Linked DNA regions of Homo sapiens: region 2 is linked to region 1. The links are chromatin loops, found by intact Hi-C in ENCODE. Cell type or tissue: thyroid gland. All regions are shown on one strand. Each heading gives the region's core, and the rest is flanking DNA. Links, peaks and the distances in the headings are about the cores only.

Region 1 (8,086 bases), core at 1,770-6,769:
CACTCCAGAATGGAGGGTTGAGATGCACTGGGCCTGCTTGAGCCATGTTGGAGAGGCAGAGAAGTGCTACACTAGAATGTGGAGAGCAGAGACTGAGGGATCCCTGGGCAGTGAGCCCTAAGATACAGAGGGTACCTGATATGGTTTGGCTGTGTCCTCACCCAAATCTCATCTTGAATTCCCAGGTGTGTGGGAGGGACCCAGTGGGAGATGATTGAATCATGGGGTCAGGTCTTTCCTGTGCTGTTCTCATGATCGTGAATAAATCTCACAAGATCTGATGATTATATAAGGGGGAGTTTCCCCGCACAAGCTCTCTTTGCCTACTGCCATCCATTTAAGATGTGACTTGCTCCTCCTTGCCTTCCATCATGATGGTGAGGCTTCCCCAGCCACATGGGAACTGTAAGTCCAATTAAACCTCTTTCCTTTGTAAATTGCCCAGTCTTGGGTATGTCTCTTTCAGCAGCCTGAAAACAGACTAATATAGTACCCTAGGCCTCTCTTTTGACCTATTTTGTTCTCTTAGGGCCTAGGCCTTTGCACTCTGAGCCATGGGCACTGGTAATTTTCAAACTGCCTTCCAGGTTATTCTTCCACTGTTCTGATGAATAGCCCCAGGCTTCATTCTCCCCATAATAATCTCTTTATCAAATCGTTGCTTGGCTGCATCTTTGATTTCCTCTTCTGAAAATGTCCTTAATTTCTTACCACACAGCCAGGCTGAGAAGCCTTCAAATCCCTAATCCTGTTTCTCTTTTAATTATAAATTTTGTCTTTAAATCATTTCTCTCTTCTATTTTACTATATGCAGTTAAAAGAAGCCACACAACTCCTTTAATATTTTGCTTAGAAATTTCTTCCACTGTGTAACCTAGTTTATTGCTCTTAAAGTCCCTCTTCCATAAAGGCCTAGGACATGGAAACAATTCTGCTAAGTTCTTTGCAACTGTGTAATAAGGATGGCCTTTGCTCCAGTTTGTATTACCTTTTTCCTCAGTTCCATCTGAGACCTCATCAGAATGATCTTTGCTGTCTATAGTCTATATTTTTATCAACATTCTGTCAAGACCACTTAAGTAATATCTCAGAAGATGCAGGGTCTTGCTTCAACTCTTGTTTTCTGAGCCCTCACCAGAAGTTCCCTTAACACTTCATTCACACTTCATTCACAGCAATCTAGACATTCTCTAGCCTGCTCCTCCAAATTCTTCTAGCCTTGGCCTATTACCCAATTTCAGAGCCACTTCCACATTTGCAGGTATCTGCTATAACAACAGCCTCACTCTCAGTACCAATTTTCTATCTTAAAATAGTCTCACATCTGCCAGGCATGGTGGGCCACACTTGTAATGCTAGTACTTTGGGAGACTGAGGTGAGAAGACCATTTGAGGCTGAGATTTCAAGACCAGCCAGGGCAACATTGTGAGACCCTATCTCTACAAAAAAATTTAAAAATGTTCTCACCTCTGGCAAGGAACTTCTTGATGCATTATTCCATGGCAGACGGTGGAAGGGAAAGAGAGCACACATTGGGGCAGAGAGGAGAAACTCACCCTTTATTAGGTACACCAGTCCTGCAACAATTAACCCACTCCTACAATAATGGCATTAATTCACTCATGAGGGAGAGGCCTTGTGACCTAATCATCTCTTAAAGTCCCCACCTTTCAACACTATTGCATTGAGAGTTAAGTTTCTAAAACGTGAACTCTTTGGGGGACACACTTAAACCATAGCAGCGGCCAAGCTGTCTTGTGTTTCTGGTGCATCTTGTGTGGAAGAAAATCCCTGCCCCTCCCCCAGTGGTAGGAGACCTCAGTGGTGTAGTTCTTCTATGTCTTCCCCACAGGTGAAGGGTTTTGTTTTTTTGGTTTTTTTTAACCATTTTTTTAGGGGTGGGGGCAATGAATCTTTACATGTGCCTTGTTTGGGGGGTGGTGACAATAGGATTCACTGCTCTCCCCAGTGGTTTAAGACTTTTGCTCCATATGGGAGAAGGGACCTGGGAAGGAATTATACCCTCAGAGGGGGCTAATCCCACTCTGCACATCTGCACTACCAGGGTGGGTCCTCTCCAGGCTCCCATCTGTCCCTACTCTTCCTGTGGTGGTTTGGGGCCAAGAGCCTGCTGGAGTGCAAACTCCTCTGTGTCTAGGGCTCCCAGGGCTCTTTCCTGTCACAGTAGCCCACGCTTGGCCTTTAGCAGTGTATTAACATTTTATTTGATTTCGTCTTGCCTGGGTGCACAGTGGCTGGTGCCTCCTTTGCCTGCACTCTGCTATAGGTGTACCAGTCTGTGCATCCCACTCTTCTTGATGGGGCTTCTTTCTTCTTGGGATTTGGGTAACTTTGTAGTCTTGCCACTTCAGCTGTCTCTGTTAGGGTGAAAAAAATGCTTTTTCCATCTTTTTTACACTCAGGCAGAAGCAGAACTTGGCTCTTATTTTAATGATGTACCTTTGACCCAAATTTTCTGAAACCTCTTTTTGAGAATTCTCTTCTACATTGAATATCCCTGGTTTGTAGCACATTTTTACTCTTTAAAAGTGAATTTGCTCTTTTAGGATAGCTTGAAGTAATTTCGAAATAAGTTTGATCAATAAATGTGTAAACCTGCTGAATACTGTCGCTTTTAATAACCATAGACTTACACAAGATGAGGCTATATAGTAATAATGAGAAAGGACTGTAAGAAAGTGTGACTTAGCCCATCCAGGTTTATTTCATCTTGGAATTGCTTTGATCTGATATTGAGACAGCTGCACTGGTCATTTTGAGGAACCATAGAGGCAGGAAAAAAGGAAAGAAAAGGTGCTGGGTAAGCACTTTAGAGGGGGAAGCTCCACCCACCATCATCTACATCAACACTGCCAAACAGTCACTAAATAATTATAACAATCTGACTTTAAGCAATTGGGCACATGCCTAGCTCCCTCTCTAGAGGATGGTGTGATAGGAAAAATCAACTAAAATTTGAGGGTCATCTCTGTTACTTAAAGCTATGCAAATTCCAGCACGTCATTCAACCATCCTGAGTTTAATTTTCCCATCTAAGAAAAAAGATAAGCATAGCGCTATCCTGGGAGGGTGGCTGTGAGGCTCTATCAAAATAATGTATAGGAAGTGCTTTGTAAAGACCTAATCCAATGTTAGTTGTTAGTGATGAAGTTTTATTACTTTGTTTGTGAGAGATCTATCACTATCATAATTATTAACAATGATAAGTATTTATTATCTATTATATTACATTAAAATATGATATTATTAAAATTATTTTAATGACTGCTTAATAAGTAGAAAAAATTTACATTTTTGAAAAAGATAGTATAAGCTTACTCTTCATTAGATAGATCTGGGTCGCTAAAAAAATTCCTCTTTAAAAAATATTTTCCTTTACTCCTATATTATTTGTTAATATATTCCCTCTGGCATATCAGCCTTAAGACCGACTTTTTATGTGGTTTTATGTTTTTCCTGCATTGGGATATCTTTTATGATCAATGTTTATATTACTTTACTACAAGTGATTTTAGAGAATGTGGTAGTTTTATTATATATATTTTATTACATATATTTTTATTATATATAATATATTCTTATAAAATTTATTTAGTTTTACTTAGCTCTTATTATATCTTGTTGGAATATATGTTTTATACTGATATAAGTTGTTGCATATATATTTATTCAGATTGATTTTAATTATCTTAAGCACTTTCCATATATAAATTAATTTAGTCCTCACGACAGCCCTCTGAGGTTGGTAGTAGTATTATTTCTACTTTACAGTTGAGGAAACTGAGGTATAGAGAGGTTAAATAATTTGCCCAGGTCCTATGGCTACAGAGTGGAGAAGCTGGGTTTCACAGCTTGCTCTAAACAATGTGCCTGTAACTAGTGTGTAAACTGCCCAGGGGCTTCCCTATAGACATGGACAAAATACCTTGCCTTACAGAGGAAGATGTGATGGATTACCCAGAATTTCTCTTGGGCTTCCAGTTATAGGCAGGTACCCTTTTTTCCTCTCCTGTTTTCAAAATAGAAGTTAACAACTGCCCTCATTCTATATGGATGCCTTCTACTTTTGTATCCATCACAGGCCTGTTAGTGGATGTTCAATAGAGGCTCAATATGTGAATAAAAAGAGACTTCCAGGTGAGGCCTTCCTAACCAAGCCAGGAGTAAAGTCAGATTTTGGCAACAAATTACTATCATTTTTCTCTTTGTCCCAATCACCAGGGCCCAGGTCCTTCCTGCTCCAGAATGGGTCTCTGTTTGAGCCAGAGATGAAGGTGTGATGGGGTCAGAATGAGGTTCTCTCTTTTGATGTTAAATGAATGGGAAAATAGTGAGTTGGCTCCCTTACAAACTTAGAGGCAAATTTCAAGTCTTGACATTTTTATTATTGAGGGGTATTTCAGACTGACAGATAATAAGAGAAGGTAGGTTATGCTGACAAACAGTAACAAGATACCCATTTTTTTTGTCGAGTTTCTAAGTCAGCTTGGAAAACTATTGGCTTATCTCCTTTCAAGCCAGCTTGGACATCTGTCACAGATAGAAGAAACATGCTGTGTAATGATGCTGAATGATGCTTCTCCCTTTGGAATGTACTGTCTCATCTTGGAAAATGTCACCAGCTCTTATGCATATGGCTTCTAATCCCCCTTTTGGCTACATTTTGCAAGTTGTAACTTCAGCTGATGGTGCCGAAACTTTGGTTATCTCATCTTTAACAAATTTGTTAACAAACAGAATGATCCTGAATGACTGCCATGATCTTCGACGATGGCATTGACTTAAAAAAAATTTTCTGCAGCCCCTAATTATTAAATTATAATTTAAAAAACTCCCAAGAAGGCCTTTTTTTCTGTTTTTATTAATGAACTTTAAACTTGAAATAGGCAAGCAGCTACATTCTATGGAATTTGGCCAGTTATGTTTTATTAATGGAGGCCTGGATGACAGGCAAATGTTCCTTGACTTCTTTCCAATTGTGGTTTTGTGTAGTAGAAAGCCATCATCCAGGATCTTCCCCAAGGCTGCATCATGGTTCCCCTGGGATCCTGTACTTTCAAATTGCTGTACGTGAGATTTCACAGACATGTTTACAGTGATGATTCACTTGATATTTAATAACATGGTCTGGTATCCAGTCACATGTTTACAGTGTCTTGAACAAATATTTGGATCAAGGAATGTCCAAAAAGCAATTCTCTAAAATCTGTATTGTGAAGACCTAACAGAACAAAATATCTATAAAGTGGAACTTTTTTTCATGATGAAGCCATGAGTAGGATATAAGTAAACATCTCCCTTTTTCTTGGTAAAAGAGGATGCTGGTAATGTGCAAGCTAAGAGATTCATTGAGTTTTAAACTAACTGTCCCTAGCATTAGAAAAAGAACAGCAGGAGAAGCAAACAGCTTATATAAAATGCCCTGTTCATTTGAGGGTGAGTATTAGATTTGAAAGAATCATCATCCTTCTCCAAAAGGAGAGAGTTATAAAGGCCTAAGAACATTCCAGCAGACGTGGAAGAACTCCTCATTGTGACTGGAAGCCCCTTGGAAATCCTGTTAGATTCGTTGATTTCTGTTGCAAGCATCTGTGTGTACCCAAGCAATGCCCAAGTGTGCCTGGAGTGGGGGCCTTCTAAAGGAAATCTCTACTCATCAGATGATTCCCTTTGGGATGCTTCCAGGCCATCTCAGTCCTCTAAGGAGATGCTCTTGTGTCCAGCTCTTCCTCAGCATCTCAGAGGCTTTAAAGTATTTGGATGAACCAAGTAGATCCACATGGCAAATATCTGCTGAAGTACACATCTATACTAATAGGATAACATGAATTATGAATTGCCATTTTAAACCATGCCTGTGATAGAAGAAAATGACTGCAGTTGCAGCATCAAAGTGACAACATGCATTAACCCCCTAGAGTCACTTCCTGACCCCTCCAGATGCACCAAGGTCAGTGAAGGTTCCCATGGTCAGGAGGATAAAGAATCAACACCACCACCTGTAATGGTCACTTCAGTAGGTCGTCAACTTTAGCACATTAATTAATGTCTTCTTTCATGCAGCTGTAGGGTTGAATGAAGATCCGGCCTCTCTTTTCTAAGACAAGAACTAGAGAATATATCTTCCCACTCAGTTATTCACAAGTAAAGAGGGCATTGGTGGGGAGCAATAGTGAATCCAGATAAACTGGTACAAATAAAACAAAGAAGCTGGGACTGTTTACAGATCAGCAGTAGGAAGGCTCATCAATCAAAAGTTGTTTTGCTGTGTGGCGCTGAAGAGAATTATAGTTATATAGCTAAGACTGTAAAAGAAGTTCCAATACTGCCCTAACCTGGTGTAAGACAACAGAATCTCTGTAGTGGACACCATGATTGTCACCCCAATTTCACTCTCCCCATTGTACTCCAGCCGTAAGGTTTGAGAGCTGATCCCCAGTCAGAGTAAGCCTATCCTCTTTTCCAAAACTAGAAGTTCAGGGCAATGAGACTCAAGGAAAGATTTGCTAGAGGCTTCTGGGAAAGAATATTATTACTCTTGAGAGTTTCTGGAAGTGACTTTCTCTCTTCACGGATGTGAACAAAACAGCTGTGGTACTGATTGCTACCAGCAGCACTCCTATGTTCATGAGGAGAACCAGCCTTAGGAGCAAGTGACCTATGTGGAAAGACAGTAGATACATGGAAAAAGAACCTGAGTTCTTAACGACATTGCTGCGCACCTGGGTAAACCAATGCTGAGGCACACTGTATTTCTGGACTTTTTAGTACATGGACCAATGCCTATCCTTGTTTTCAGTTTGAGTTTGATTAATGAATCTTGCTGCTAAAAGCATCCTTACATACGCATTATTGTAGCAGACCTTTACGCAGGCACCAAGAGAAATTGTGGATCTCCCTGGTTAGGTCAACAATCAAGGGATGGCCACTCTGCCAAATTTCAATTGTAGTATGTGAGATTTCAGAGAGGGCAGTAGTACACATGGATGAATCACCTAGTGTTTAAACGTGATCTACTATTCACTCATAAGAAATGTTTCATTGTAACTAATTTCTGTTGTGGTAGGATAGGTAGTCCAGGAATCAAACCCTACTAGATGGAATTGATGATGAAGAGAGTAGCAGAAGAAGTCTAATGAGATATTACTAGTTTTAAAATATCCTAACAGGCTTACTTTCAAACAGGACTTAGAGATAAAGATCAGGATTGTGACTAGCTTGGGAGGTTTGTATGCAGTACAAGAAAATCTATACAAATTGGGGAAAAGGGCACCACTGAAATCTCTCCATTATGAAATACCACTGAGACATTAGACTCAGCTCACCTCTGTTCTGAGGCAAATAGTACCAAAATGTCATCTAATATTTAGCGGTGACATGAATTTCTGTGGTATTTCAGGCTATTTATTGCAAAAATTTATATATTTATATTTTTTCCAAACACTGGGGAGTTTCAGTAAAGGCTTCATTCTCCGCCTTCCTCCCTCTCTCTTCCCACCCTCATTTCCTTTTTCTCTCACTCTGATTCTAGGTCCTTCTCTTGTTAATCTTTCGAATCCTTGGTTCTTATTCCAGCAACAGCGTGGAGGTGGGCAATGTGCATTGACATACTTCATCTTCATTTCTTTTTATGTTCATGGGAATCTTCATAGCACATTGATCTGATGCTTTCTATAAGTCTATTATAAAATGTTGATGGGATTTTGTGGGTCTTCCTGATACTAGACAGATCTTCTGAAATTTAGTTATTCTTTTTTGGTTTGTTTACAAGATAAAAACCATCTGAGTGTCTGGGGCCCAAGGCCTAAAAACCTCAACATCAGGGAACTGTAGTAGTCACCGCTCACCATGTCCTTTTCTTCTTCTTGTCCTTGTTCTTATTTTTTCTTTTTTTCCAGCAAAAATTGGTTACTTTGCTTCTGTCACCTATTGAAAGAACTGACTCTTGATAGCAGGAATGAACCAAAGAATCTTTTGATTGTTTTAAGACAAAAAACCTTGAATGATTACAGCTAAGACTACAACAAAGTGAAAAGATTTTGCAAAGCCCAGATAAGATAACAC
Region 2 (5,000 bases), core at 1-5,000, 120 kb after region 1:
TACTCTATCATACTGGATATTTCAGAGAGGCATATTTTAGGCTGTTTATTTTAAAAAGTTAGGTGAAACTTGAACAACAATAGTAACTATAACAATTAAGTCTTCCAGTTATTGAGCATTTAGTGAGTACAGAGTCCTATGCTAGGTGCCCTCCAGGGATTGTAATCCCTGTTTTATAGATGATGATAATAGATATATGTAATAGATAGATGTAATCCCTGTTTTATAGGTTTGGGAATTGGTCCTTAACTGGCAGGTCCGTGGGACTGTAAAGCCTCAGGAAGAGCAATTGCCTCCATCACAGAAAGCATAAGAGGTTGTAGGAAGAATAGATTCTGTGGGCACAGGCCTGCCTTGTATTCCACTCTACCCGGAGTGCCCAGCACTGGGCCTGGCCTCTGCCAGTGGTCAGCAAATGGATGTGCAATGGACACATGAACAGACTCTGCATTTGGTGGGAGCTTTGAATTCTCTGACTGGACTTGAAGGACCTTCCAAAGTCACTGACCATTTAGATGGAAATAAAATATACATCCCCATCACTTGGCTGTTAAATATAAGCTCGTCACAGTTAAAGTCTGGCAAGGCTGGACTGGGGGAACAGTGGCAGTTCCTGAGAGTGCTGAGGGTGGGATTTTCCTTACAGTTCTATTAATTGGATGTGTCCAGAGTGATCTCGTGTTTCCTTGAGAATTGTGGCCACATACTGCCCTAAGTGCTGCTCTCTGCATTTTGTGGCAGTTGATGGGATATGATGAGTTTGTGGGGACAAAAGACTTTAAAAGGTCTCTGTGAGAAATGACTCCTATTGCCTTTGGGTGAGAGGCCAATTTATCAGAATAGCAAATGCCTTATGTTAGTGGCATACTTTGAACACTTGCCATAGAATGTCTCCTTTGATCCTTGATAGATAAAGAAGATATAACCCCCATTTTGCAGAAGACACTGAAGCTCAGAGAAATTATAGGAATTGCTCAAGGTCACATGAAATTCCAATCTTTCTCTGAGCTCCAGGGTCAGTTATCACCTGCCTACTTGATAACTCCACTTGGATAGCTAATGGGCACCTCAAATCCAGCACGACCTAAACAGAGGTCCCAACTCCTGCTCTTTCTCTGAAGAGCACTGATGCTCTCTGTTTCAGTAAATGGCATCCCAGGGAACCCAGGTACATTAGTCCTATTGCTGCTGCAACAAATTACCACCGACATAAAAGCTGTACAAATTTATGATTTCACACTTCTGGAGGCCAGAAATCTAATGTGGGTCAGCTGGGCTGCAATGCTTCTGGAGTCTTCAGAGGAAACTGTTGTCTTGCCTTTTCCAGCTCCTAGAGGCTTCTGATATTCCTTGGCAAGTGGCTTGCATTACTCTGACCTCTGCTTTCATCATCACATCTCCTTCTCTGACTCTGGCCCTCCTTTCTGACTCTGCTTCCAGCTTTCCCTTATAGGGATCCCTGGAATTACAATGAGGTTCACCTAGATATTCCAGGACAATCCCCCCATCTCAAGATCTTTAATTTCATCACATCTGCAAAGTCCCTTTGGCATGGAAAGTAACATATTCACAGGTTTTGGAGATTAGGATGTTGGCATTTTGTGGGCCAATCTTCTGCTTACTACAAGGGATCACCCGTTGTTCTTTCATCCAGTCCATCAGCAAGCCCTGCTGGGATCTCCACCACCACCACCTTACCTGCCACCCTCACTCACCTGGGCTATTTAAGCCAAAACATCCCATCTCATCTCCCTGCTTCCAGCCTTGCCTCCCCACTGTCTGTTCTCTGTATAGCAGCACATTAAAAATGTGGGTCAGGCCAGGCATGGTGGCTCACGCCTGTAATCCCAGCACTTTGGGAGGCTGAGGCGGGCAGATCATGAGATCAGGAGATCAAGACCATCCTGGCTAACACGGTGAAACCCCATCTCTACTAAAAATACAAAAAATTAGCTGGGCATGGTGATGGGTGCCTGTAATCCCAGCTACTCTGGAGGCTGTGGCAGGAGAATGGCATGAACCTGGGAGGCGGAGCTAGCAGTGAGCCGAGATTGCGCCACTGTACTCCAGCCTGGGCAACAGAGCCAGACTCCATCTCAAAAAACAAAAAAAATGTGGGTCAGATCACACCACTGCCCTGCACACAAACCCTCCAGGAGGTTTATATCATACTCAGAAAAAATGTACCTGTATTCCTTCTAATAGTTCTGGGCCTTACTGTCTGCCCTTATTGGCCTTACATTTCTGAGCTCCTCTCTTCCACTCTCCGCCTCACTCACGCTGTTCCAGCCCTCTTGCCGTTTAACCATACCTGGAACATGCCTGGAATGTTCTTCCCTTAGACATCTGCATGGCTCCCTCCCTCCCTTCTTTCATGTCTCTGCCTAAATTTAGCTCTGCAGGGCTGTCTTCCATGTCACCCTGCCTGACCTGACACTGTTTTATTTTCCCATCCAAGCACTTGGCACGACTGACCATGTATTGTGTATATAGTGCTTGTAAGTGTATCATCTACCTTTCTCCCTCAGAGGGTAGTTCCATGAGGGCAGATAATTTGCATTTTCTCAGAAACTGGAATGATTACTTGCGCATAGTAAGAGCTCAATGAGTATGTAGAGGAAACCTGAAGTTTAAATCTAGGTCTTCTGGTTCTGGGTAGAATGTGCTCTTCTCTCCCCCATGCGTTATCTTCATAGGTGGTTAAAGAAAAGTATGATTTTGTAATATCAGCGAAGTGTTTGTTTTCCTAACACCTTCCAAAATATCAGTCAGCACAGGTCAAACATGCCCCTATGTCTGCTCAGAGGCAGGCAGGTGAACAAGTGAACAGCTCTCTCTCTCTCAAGCCAATGAAGAGCCGTCCACTCTCTGGCAAAGCACTGAGCTATTTGCTGAGAGTTTCCCAAGGTGAACCGAAGACTCCTTGAAAGCCTCCTTCACTGGCTATGCACCACTTGTAATTATGTGCACACATTTTGTAACCCTTTCATGAGAGGTGGGATCGTGCATATAGTGTTTGCATATCCCAGAATTGCTCCCTGACCAGCACAGCTTTTTGGGTAAGTTTAATATGGGGGTGATTATGCTTGAGAATGTTCACTGGACCACAAGGCACCTCCCATATTCTGGAGATGTGTGTGAGCTGCAAAAGGGGTACGTGAGCTCCAGGAACAGGTAGCATCATTTCCATCAGCTCAGCCAGACTCTGTTGTGCATATGCGGCATGCTGAGGATTGAGACGAGAGCTACAGACACAAAGCTCAAACAGCTCCAGTTGTTGCTCTGGAGGAGCTTGTAGTCTGCGTCAGTGCTACTTAGAGTGGGGTCTGTGGACCAGCAGTATCAGCATCACCTGGACATTTATTAGAAATGCAGAATCTCAGGACTCACCCCAGATCTCTTGAATCCAGATCTGCATTTTAACAAGATGTCCAGTGATTCCTCTGCACATTAATGTTTAAGAAGTTTTGCTGGCTGGGCACGGTGGCTCATGCCTGTAATCCCAGCACTTTGGAAGGCCGAGGCAGGTGGATCACCTGAGGTCAGGAGTTCGAGACCAGCCTGGCCAACAGGGTGAAACCCCGTCTCTACTAAAAATACAAAAATTAGCTGGGCATGGTGGCAGACGCCTGTAATCCCATCTACCAGCTACTCGGGAGGCTGAGACAGCAGAATTGCTTGGACCCGGGAGGCAGAGGTTGCACTGAGCCGAGATTATGCCATTGCACTCCAGCCTGGGTGACAGAGCGAGGCTCCATCTCAAAAAAAAAAAAAAAAAAGCTTTGCTATAGGGAAAGTGACAAACACATAAGCAGATAATTACTGTGCACAATGAGATTGTGTTAAGAATGGGAAGAGTAGGAAGCACAGCTGCCCAGAGAGGAGCGTCCACTCTAAGTGAGTGTGTGAGTGCATTTTTTGTGTGTGGCCAGTAAGGGGGTAGGTATAGTGCTTGGTCAGGAATAGCTGGCAGAATGAGGTCATAGCTGAGGTAATGTTTGAAGGAAGGAGTAAATATTTTAATAATAGTAATCATAGCTTTCACCTATCGAATACTGAATAATAGTGTAACAAATAATAGTAAACACAAGTAGTTCTTAGCATGCTCCAGGCCCAGGCCTACTCATTTTAATTTTTTTTTTTTTTTTTTTTTTTTGAGACAGGGTCTCACTCTGTCACCCAGGCTGGAGTGCATGATCTCGGCTCACTGCAACCTCCACCTCCCAGGTTCAAGCAGTTCTCATGACTCAGCCTCCCAAATAGCTGGGATTACAAGCACATACCATGACGCCTGGCTAATTTTTGTATTTTTTGGTAGTGATAGGTTTTCACCATGCTGGCCAGGCTGGTCTCCAACTCTTGACCTCAAGTGATCCACCCACCTCAGCTTCCCAAAGTGTTGGGATTACAGGCATGAGCCACCATGCCCGGCCTCATTTTAATTTGGAATGCATTTGTTTTAAAACATTAACTCATTTTAATCTTTACATGTCTAAAAATGAAAAGAAAAGAAAAGGGGCACGCAGAATTTAGTGGAACTCCCGACTACGATTGCTGGAGTGCCAGGTGAGCCCCAGCTGGGCAATTCAATTCATCTCGTGCCTGCCCTTCCTCTTTGGGGAGACTGCCTTGCTGCTGATGAAATGGAGGTAGAGAGCTGTGAAGCTGAGTCCCGTTAGCATCCCCGTGATGAACAAATCATGCGCATTCTTTCAAGGTGATGTGAAGAGATGACTAAAAGGTTTTGAAAAGTTCCAGATAGAAATCTTCTTAGATGGCATTGACTGGGCTGGGGAGGGGCCTGTTTCTGTGGGTGAGTTGCAGTCCTCCCTACCTGACCTTGCGCAATGTAGTCTGTCCCTGGTTGGGGATGTGCCGCACTCCACCGACTGCATATTAAAAAGCTGTATTGACTTATTCCTAACAGGGAACTGGCTCTGATTTCCATTTCACAGCAGCTGTCATCTGCTCTACTCTTCAGCAACAAACACGGGGTCAGC

The links. A loop is a pair of places that touch in the nucleus more often than their neighbours do. Peaks named below come from ENCODE experiments on the same cell type or tissue, not always from the same donor. Only the 100,000 strongest peaks of a DNase experiment are listed, where the experiment ranks them.
Region 2: a loop joins it to region 1, with 2.1 times the contacts of the local background. A loop is called at or near these places in 3 of 110 quality-filtered maps.

The regions. Positions count from the first base shown.
Region 1 is chr1:76,001,325-76,009,410 of GRCh38, forward strand. It overlaps LOC105378806 (a long non-coding RNA gene), which reads right to left and starts at 1,622. Exons shown (of 3, transcript XR_947521.3): 1 at 1,469-1,622. In thyroid gland, for the core only: no CTCF peak of the experiment used is centred there; no DNase peak of the experiment used is centred there.
Region 2 is chr1:76,119,618-76,124,617 of GRCh38, forward strand. All of the region lies in intron 1 of ST6GALNAC3 (ST6 N-acetylgalactosaminide alpha-2,6-sialyltransferase 3), which reads left to right. Among named protein-coding and RNA genes, the nearest start is that of ST6GALNAC3, 47 kb to the left of the region's middle. In thyroid gland, for the core only: no CTCF peak of the experiment used is centred there; DNase peaks (open chromatin) are centred at 2,434 and 2,864; H3K27ac peaks cover 2,237 bases.